Regions from separate parts of the Mus musculus genome. Here region 2 is linked to region 1. Evidence: chromatin loops called from intact Hi-C (ENCODE). Cell type or tissue: heart. All regions are shown on one strand.

The links. A loop is a pair of places that touch in the nucleus more often than their neighbours do. Peaks named below come from ENCODE experiments on the same cell type or tissue, not always from the same donor. Only the 100,000 strongest peaks of a DNase experiment are listed, where the experiment ranks them.
Region 2: a loop joins it to region 1, with 1.9 times the contacts of the local background. A loop is called at or near these places in 5 of 42 quality-filtered maps.

What each region holds. Positions count from the first base shown.
Region 1 is chr7:80,733,057-80,738,056 of GRCm38, reverse strand. Iqgap1 (IQ motif containing GTPase activating protein 1) reads left to right here. Exons shown (of 38, transcript NM_016721.2): 24 at 1,640-1,795; 25 at 2,420-2,583; 26 at 3,847-4,071. Among named protein-coding and RNA genes, the nearest start is that of Crtc3, 47 kb to the right of the region's middle. In heart, no CTCF peak of the experiment used is centred here; no DNase peak of the experiment used is centred here.
Region 2 is chr7:81,046,736-81,051,735 of GRCm38, reverse strand. No RefSeq gene overlaps it. Among named protein-coding and RNA genes, the nearest start is that of Alpk3, 8.4 kb to the left of the region's middle. In heart, no CTCF peak of the experiment used is centred here; a DNase peak (open chromatin) is centred at 3,005.

The DNA of each region.
Region 1 (5,000 bases):
ACAGGGAGTGTGGAGTCCAGCCTTGTCTAACAGGGAGTGTAGTGGCTGATATATATATATATATATATATAATTTTTTTTATAGATAACCCTTTTCTAATTCCACCAACTATCATTTTCTGTTCTTTTTTTGCCTACTTAGAAACTAAGACTCCATTTCCAGATTTTTTGGTTCAGTGAATCATCTCATTTGTCTGCCTGTTATCTATGCTTTTATTATAAATAGCATCCCAGTGATGTCCAACTATACTGAGGACTGGTTAGTTTACGACAAGTTCTCTAACTGCTTACCGTCCTATCCACATGGCTAGGACTGCAGACTCACCACTCTGCCCAGCTGACATTGTTTCCAGAATTTTGTTCTGGGTGATTTTGTCCTTTAGGGCTTTAACTTTAGATATTTCGAGTTTAGGGTATTTATTAATTATTTCATTTATTTGGGGGTTGGATACGTGTAGATGTCACAGAACAAGTTGCAACTTGTTCCCGTCTAACATGTGATATCGCCCTGGTTGCCGGGCTTGGCAGCAAGCACCATTACCTATTGAGCTTTCTCACCAGCCTCCCCCACCCCCATTTATTTGTTAGTTTATATGTCTATGTTTTGCCTGCTTATCTATCTATGCATGCCTAGTGCCCAAGAAGGCCTGAAGAGCGAGTCAGATCTCCTGGAACTGGAATCACAGATGAATGTGAGCTGCCGTGTGGGTGCTGGGATTTGAACTCAGGTCCTCTGGAAAACAGCCAATGCTCTTAAGCGCTGAGCCATCTTTCCAGCCCCCACCAGCCTTGTTTGTTTGTTTGTTTGTTTGTTTTTAAACCTTGGTTGTTCATTTGTTTCTTCGTTCTTTACAGTGTGGGAAATTGACCCAAGGCTTCACACATACGAGGCTGAGCTACATATCCAACTGCCCCTAGTTGCTTCCTACCCAGCTTTGTGTAAATTTTACTTAGTGACAGTATCTTGATCCGTTGTTCACATTGGATAACCTGGTAGCCCTTTTTCTTGACCTCTTGAGTAACTAGGATTACAGACGCGTGCCATCATGCACAGCTAAAGAGTATGTTTATGTGTTTGTTTATTGTGTTGTTAGACCTGAAGCCAGGGTATTGGGCATGCTGGTTGGGCACTCTGCCCCTGAGCTGTAGGCCTGTCCCTTAAGATATGTATGCCCTTAGTTGGTGGCATGCTTGAAGCTGTGGGTTTCCCCTCACAGACTGCATAAACTAGGCATGCATGGTGTTACATGCCTTCAGTCCTTGCCCTTGGGAAGTGGAAGCAGGAAGATGTTCAAGGTCACCTTTAGCCACAGAGTAAGTTGAAGGCCAGCATAGGGACAGGAGGCCCCCCCCCCCTTTTTTTTAAGAGTCATGATTTTTAAGATCAACTCCTAGAAATTGACTTGCCAATTACATGGACATTTTCCCTCTGATCCCATGGGGAAATCCATGGCGTGGGTTCTTCACACAGGCGGGTGGCAGTAGGAGCTTGTGTTGTGGGAAACAGGATGAAATCGGCCGTGTGGTGGGATGGGCCAGCGTGGTGCATGCAGCTGGACAGGTGCACAAGTCCTTCCTCACAGCGCCCGTGGTCTCGTCTCTGTCAGCCTTTTGATCAGCCTGTTGGTTTTTGTTTCTAGGATGTGGTTTCCCATAGTAAAAAACTTACCAAAAAAAATAAGGAACAGCTGTCCGACATGATGATGATAAACAAGCAGAAGGGCGGGCTCAAGGCTTTGAGCAAAGAGAAGAGGGAGAAGCTGGAGGCCTATCAGCATCTCTTTTATCTCCTGCAGGCAAGTGGCTCCTGGGTGGCTTGTGTACAACCTGGTTGACTGACTTCTCCGGGGGAACCTCCCACAGATCCCTGTAGGAGTCCTACCTGGTTTCCACTGAGGGATATGTGAGGGGCTGTCTTGTTTTCCTTCTGTAAATTGCAATCCTTGAAGTTTTACAAAGCATGAGCTTGGGAGGGGTAAGTTCAGGAGGCCTCGACCTTAGCCAAAGAGCTACAGGCAACTATGCTGAGAGCAGGAGAAACGGCCTTCCCCAGGGGAGAGTGGACTAACTCGTTATCCAGTACCAAACAGTCAGCCTGAAGATACACACACACACACACACACACACACACACACACACACGGACACACACGCACACACACTCTCACACACATGAATACACACTCACACACACACACACGCAACACTATACAGACTGAGCAGGTTGTAACTATGTATTTATAGATCAACAATTAAAGAAAAAGAGGCCATGAGTTTGCGAGTGTAAGGGTGGGTGTATAGGAGGCATTGTGGGAGGAATCAGAAGGGAGAAATAATAAAATTATACTTTCAAAATTAATATTTAAAAAAGACAATGAAAAGACAAGCCTAGAAGTTTCTGATGTGTTGGCTTCTTTTCAGACCAACCCTACCTATCTGGCCAAGCTGATCTTTCAGATGCCACAAAACAAGTCCACCAAATTCATGGACTCTGTGATCTTCACGCTGTACAACTATGCATCTAACCAGCGGGAGGAGTACCTGCTGCTGCGGCTCTTCCAGACAGCTCTGCAGGAGGAGATCAAGTACGGAGAGGGAGGGCGGGTGGGCCTGTCGCCAGAGATGCTCACAGTTCAGACGCAGGCAACCTTTGCCTTTCCTTGGTCTCAATTTATGAGAAATACTGTTTTTAAAGTATCTACTTTTTAATAGCTAGTATCAAGTATTGTTAGCCTCCTACCATGGCCGTGCAGTCCTGAAATCCCAGCATTCTAGAGGGTGGGCAGGAGGCTGATAGTTAACAGGATTAATGCCCAGGACAGGTCTTCACACCACGGTGTCTTAGTTAGCTTTCCATTGCTGTGAGGAGGCACCGTGGCCAAGGCAACTCTTATAAAGAACAACATTTAATTGGGGCTGGCTTATGGATTCTGAGGTTCTGTCCATTATCATGGCGGAAAGTGTGACAGTGTCCCGGCAGGCATGGTGTTGGAGGAGCTGAGAGTTCTACATCTTGTTCTGAAGGCGAACAGGAGAAGATTGACTTCCAGGCAACTAGGATGAGGGTCTCAAAGTCCAGCCCCACAGTGACACCCGTCCTCCAGCAAGGCCACTCCTCCTAATAGTGCCACTCCGCAGGCTAAGCGTACACCACACAAAGCATTACTGTGTCCAGTGTGGTCACCTGTCCATCCCTGTCTAGTTTCCCCATCATTTAGAGGCACGGAAGACCTTTTAATCTTGCAGCTGAACTAGACAGTAGCTAAGTCTCAGCAGTTACTACTATAGCATAGTTGTTACAGTTATGAATGACTCTTGAGAGACAGCCGGGAGTAGCTGGCAAGATGGCTCAGTGGGTATAAAGTGCTTGCTACCAAGCCTGATGACGTGAGTTCAGTCCTCAGAGCACATGGTAGAAAGAACTGACTCATTCTCTGACCCTCGCATACATTCTGTTCTAGATAAATAACTATACATAACTTTTAAAAGGAAGAATGGGCTGGTATGGTGGCTGTAATCCCAGCATTCAGGAGGCCAAGGCAAGAAAATCAGAGACCCTGTCTCAAATGAAACAAGTATTGTCAGGAGGCAATGACAGAGGCAGGAGGATTAGGAGTTTGAGGCCAGCCTCAGCAACATAGACTATCTCGGGGAAACGATGTGACAGTACTGGTCCCGATGTGGAGCTCCGGCCATGACTCTTACACCCGAGTGGGCAGCTACCAGAAGGTTCTGGGAATGCTGGGAAATGCTTCCAGGGGAAGACTTGACCTGTTTCCATAAGAGCATCTATAGGTCGATAGATCCTGAGGTTAGTTTAAATGTTGTTTGTGTTTGGCATCTCATAGGTCAAAGGTGGATCAGATTCAAGAAATCGTGACAGGAAACCCTACGGTTATTAAGATGGTTGTAAGTTTCAACCGTGGTGCCCGGGGCCAGAATGCCCTCCGGCAGATCTTGGCCCCTGTCGTGAAGGAAATTATGGATGACAAGTCTCTCAACATCAAAACCGACCCTGTGGATATTTACAAGTCTTGGGTTAATCAGATGGAGTCGCAGACAGGAGAGGCGAGGTTGGTGCTCACAGCCCCTTTCTTTTGTGTTTGCTGTTTTCGTATCTGTTTAAAAAAAGCAGTTCCTTCTGATTTGCAAAGTAATGATTGTTCAAAGGACGTTTCCTGTCAGGCATGATGGCCCATGTCCACAGTCTCAGCACTTGGGTTCTAGAGGCAGAAAGGTCAGTCTTAGCTACACAGTGAGTTCCAGGCCAGCATAGACTACAAAGAAATACACATGCGCGCGCGCACACACACACACACACACACACACACACACACACACACACACTTTCCCTTTGAGAACTATGCTGTAAGTCGTCAAATTGATAATTCCCCTGTTTAGCAAATGCATGTAGGATCAAACCTAACAGTGAACGAGGCATGGATAGCAGAGCGCAGTGGGTAAGGCTCTTCTTCCTGTGTGATTCTGGAGAAGTGAATTTCCTCTCAAGTCCATGTGAACATGGAGAGAACCAGCCCCACGTGTGCTTTGTGCCTCACACCTCTCCCCATCACCATCGTCATCACCACCATCATCATCGTGAATGAAACAGACTTCTCCCCTTACCCATTCATAGCTTACTAGGGAACAGAGACAACAAACAGGTAAATAAAAGTTACAACCAAGGAAAGGTTTTTAAAACTTTCTGTAAGGTATCTACCCGAGTACAGGAGAGCGCTAATGCTGGCAGGCATTAGGGAGAACCGTCTGCAGAGGTGGGACTTCTTTTAGCTGGACCTAGAGGATGAGAAGGTAAGTGCTAGGTGCGGAGTGTGCGTGACTGACCGCCCTGCCAGCTGGCTGAGGGCCTAACAACCGGAAAGGATCTGGCTGTAACTGAAGCAGTTGAACAGCGAGGGGCCCTTGGCCCCGTGCAAGAGGGAAGGGCGTGAGGGTGAGTGGTGATCTCTGCCTGGGTAAAGCTAAGCCAAATGAATGTCTT
Region 2 (5,000 bases), 310 kb before region 1:
CCTGGGCTACATAGTGAATTTTAGTTGTACTAAAACATGAGACCGAGTCTCAAAAAAAAAAAAAAAAAAAAAAAAAAGTCCAGACTTCAGATCAGGGTCTGGAAAGGGCCAGCAGTGGGTACCTGTCAGGATGAAGCAAGACCGTGGATCAGGAGATGCACCAGGGATGCAAGCCTTTCAAGCAGAAACAAACAAGGGGCAAACAAACAAACAAACACGGGAGGAGCCAAAAGCTGTGGGGATGCACCACCTGCCACAGGAGGAATTCCAAAATCTTGCAAGAGAACTGGAGAAAAGATTCAGCTATCAAGGCTACATCTTGCAGAGGACCCAGGTTGAATCCCAGCACCCACGTGATGACTCACAACCATCGGTAACTCTAGCTTCAGGGGATCTGACAGCCTCTCTGTGCAGCGGGCATGTACACAGTGCAGATACATACACTCAGAGACAAAGCACCCATAGACATAAAATTATACATTTATTAATTAATGAAATCTGAAAAAGCCAGGCGTGGTGGTGCACGCCTTTAATCCCAGCACTCGGGAGGCAGAGGCAGAGGCAGGCAGATTTCTGAGTTTGAGGCCAGCCTGGTCTACAGGGTGAGTTCCAGGACAGCCAGGGCTATACAGAGAAACCCTGTCTTGAAACACCCCCACCCCCAAAACAAAACAAAACAAAACAAAACAAAACAAAACAAAACAAAACAAAACAAAACCAAAAACCAAAAAGGAAATCCAGCAAAAACCGAGCTGCTCCTTGTGGCTGAGGTGATGGTGACTCTTTCCTAACTGTTCTTTTCCATCTGTAGCTGGGATGATCTGTCCCCTTAGGATGGCCCTCCAATATAACCAACGTTTGTAAATACTTAAATATAGGAATTAAGAGTCTACCTTCTCTTTCACCTTCCTCCCTTCCAAAGGCCATTTGTTCCTTCAAAGCATGGGGCTGGGAGGAGCTGGGGGAATGGAGACCCTGTGTACGGTGGGTATGGTAACACATACCTGTAGATCCCAGGAGGCTGTGGGATGACTGTTATGAGCTAGGTGCTAGCCTGAGCTACATACTGAGACCCTGCCACAGAAAACAAAAGGGAAAAAGCAAAGTAAGAGAACTGCTGTGAGCCTGGGCTATACAGGGAGACCCTGTCTCAGAAAACTAAACAAACCAACCAACCCCACAGGACAAAGTGAAGTTATTGGGCAATAACGCCAGCTTTGAAGAAAAGCTGCCATTACCAACCTGTCACAACAACCTCTGCTTCAGAGTGTATTATGGTTCCCTTCTAAGGTCCCCAAAACTCGGGGCCTTCTCAGCAGTCAGCTCTCAGCTTCCTGCCCTCCCTGCTGGGCTTCTCTCTCTACAGACTATAAAGTCTATCAAGTGTTTGCTTTTCCCTGAGAGAATAACCCTTCCTTTCACTTCTGAACTTCGAAGAAGAGCCCAAAAGGAACTCCCACCACCACCACCTTATCAAGCTGTGATGGGTTAGCTGACTTGGGTCTCAAAGTACAGACAACGGCCTTCTGAGAACAAGGGCAAAGCAACCCCATGGCTATGCCCAACAAGAATGGCCAGCTGCCAGGTTCTGAGGGCTAACTAGATCTCCTAGAGACCGAGAGTGCCCCAAACTGGGACGGAGGTAAGTTGAAGACAAAATATACAGTTACAGGGTCCAAACAGTGTTGACAAGAAGGGAACTTGGCATCATTAAGTATCCCTCTACCTTGATCCCCACGCTGACATCACAGGGTCTCAACACTAGCTAGAATGTTGATCCGGGAGATGCCCAGTCCCTGCACGCACAGCTCCAGGCTGTAAACACACCCATTTACACACACACACACACACACACACACACACACACACACACACACACACAGGGACTACTTCCTCTCATTCTCATTTTTCCTTGATTCAAATTAGACTCCATTCTAAGACAGCTCAAATTCTGGGACCACAGAAGCCCCTCAAATGTGCAGACACAGCACCCATGGGAAATCGTTTCATTGTTCTTGAGACAGGATTTCACTCTGTGGTATGTGGATACCACGGACTTCATAATGTAGACCACGCTGACCTCAAATTTGACATCTGCCTGCCTCTGCTTTCAGAATGCTCAAAAGGTGTGCGCCACCATGTCTTCCTTGCTCTTTCCCTTTTTAAATGTGTGAGGTGCATGTGTGCATACTTGGCCTTGTGGGACATATAGAGGCCAGGGGTTGCTTTTCCATGACTACTCTTTGAGCTAAGGTCTCTTAGTGAATCAGAAGCTCACTGTGCTAAACTGACTGGCCAATGAGTCCTTAGGATCCTCTTGTCAACACACACACACACACACACACACACACACACACACACACACACACACCCTCACTGGGACTACTTTCTCTTTGTTCTCATTTTAAAGCCAAATCCTAGCATGAGAATTCAACAAAACCCAGAAGACCCTGTTCTTCTTTTTATCCATGAGATTCTATTACCTCACACTGCAGGCTAGCTATCCTTCCTTCAAGCTGATCTGCTGTGTGTGTGTGTGTGTGTGTGTGTGTGTGTGGCCACCACACATGGGCTAGGCAAGCATACCAGCATTGAGATATATCTCTGGCCTGATTCTTACTTTTTTTTTTTTTTTTTTTTTTTTTTTTTTTTTTTTGGTTTTTTGAGACAGGGTTTCTCTGTATAGCCCTGGCTGGCCTCGAACTCATAAATCCGCCTGCCTCTGCCTCCCGAGTGCTGGGATTAAAGGCATCCGTCACCACGCCAGGCCTTACTTTCTTTCTTGAGACAGGGTCTAAGCTATATATTCTTGGGCCTGGCAGGCCTTGAACTTTCCATACTCCTGCCTCAGCCTCTGAGCGGCTGGGATTGCAACCCTGTGCCACTGGGTCATACCACAGTACTTTCAAATGCTTGTCTGATCTCTCTCCAAGAGCTTAGGTAGCCCTCAGCTCAAGCAACTGAGCCTCTGTTCCAGGAGGGTGGAGCCTCTGGGTCCTGCCCTTGTGGAATGAGCTGGCCAGTCTGGCATGTTCCTATCCAGGGACTGGAGATGCAGCCACAGCTGTGTTGGAGCAAGTGGAAACCAATTGAAGGATTACTGCTAACAAGAAGGCACTCTGATCCTAGTGTGAATGGAAGGGGAATTTGGGTCCCCCAAAGTAAGGCTACCCAGCTGCGTGTTCCTTCTTGCCTACATGCTCTGACTGAATGCCACACTGCCATACGTCCAGGCCCTTTCCAGAGGAAAGGGTGCCCGGGGTCACAGGGCAGCAGTTAGTTGAGCCCAGAAAACCAACTCATCTTCAACTGAGCCTAGAAAAATCTCCCAACCTTGGCTTCTCCTTTTAGCATGAACTAACCTTTTATCTCCCTATCAAGTCTTCCTTTCTGAGCTGTATCCCTGGCTTTTCCCTTTGTTCTCATTTTGATATAGAGCCTTCGCATTCCTCTAAGTTAGCCAAGCTGGTCTAGAACTTGAACCTCTTTCCCTCAGGACCCTGGGTGCCAGGTTCACAGGCTTGTGCTGCCAAGGTTTTTTCAAAGCAATCTTTAGTGGCCTTAGCTCTCCATCTCCTAAACATCTTCTCATTCCTCTGAGATTTTGAATGCCTCACAGTAACAACTGCTACCATTTCTGCCCACGCAAGTGACACCACTAACAAATCCAGCTACCACCTGTCCCATTCGCTTCTTACTCCATTATCGACCCCCACCCTATCCTCCAATGGGAGGGGTTGAACACAGAACCTCCAGGCAGATGTCTCACCACTGAGCCACAGCCCCAAGCCTAGCTCAGCTCCCAGTCCAGTCAGGGTTTGAGCATGTGGCTCCTTTCTGCTGCTGGGCTGGACAGCAGGCCTGCCTGGACCTCCACAGCTTTTTCACTTCCATCATTTCCTCACAGATTTTGAGACAGAGTCTTTCCTATATAGCTAGAGCTGGCCCAGAACTCACTCTGTAGACCAGGCTGGCTCAAAGGCAGATCTTTCTGCCTCTGCCTCTCAAGTGCTGGGATTACAACTCTTGCATGTGACACCATACCTGACTTCCTTGTTTCTTTCTTTCTTCGTTTTGGATCACTACAGGCTGGCCTCCACTCACTGGGTAGAGACATGACCACGAACTCCTGATCTTTTCGCCTCTGCCTCTCTGGTGCTGTAATTAAGGTGTGTGACACCTAGCTTTGGCTGCACTCTAAAAATCATATCCAAAAGCTTCTTGAACAGTACCAGTCTAGGAAAGAACTGTGAGATCCCCTCAGGCAAAGCTTCTTAGAGAGTAGCACGCCTTTAACACTAGCACTCAGGAGGCAGAGGCTGGAAGATCTCTGAGTTCAAAGCCAGCCTGGTTTACAGCGAGGGCTCCACAAGAGCCAGGAACACAGACAGCCTTAGTCTCAACAGACACACACACACACACAGAGCCATTTCTCTACTTCAGAGAATGGAGGCAAAGGTAGTGGAATGGGCTTGACTTTAGGTCTAGTGCATCAGGACAATGGCTATGTATGTGACAGCACTGTGACCCTTGAAGTTAGTGATATTACAGGTCTATAGTCACTTGAGCACTTAATGAGATGGCTCTCCTCCCAGTTGTAATTGGAATAAATGACTTTACCTTATTTCTATGACCCATTTCCCACACAGCCAATAACATGTATTGGTTTCTAGTATTCTTGCATGTAACACAATTTAAAATTAAAAAATATATATATAGGAGTGTAGTGGCTTACACCTGTCATTTTGGTAGTTGGGAGCCTGAGGCAGATGGGTCTCATGACTTTAAGGCCAGCCTAGACTATAGAATGAATTTTAGACTAGCCTATGCTAGAGATTAAAACTATCTTTATATACACACATTTTTTTTTTTTAGTTTTTTATTTTATTTTTGTTTTTGTTTTGAGACAGGGTTTCTCTGTGTAGCCCTGGCTGTTTTGGAACTCACTCTTTAGACCAGGCTGTCCTAGAACTCAGAAATCCACCTGCCTCTGCCTCCAA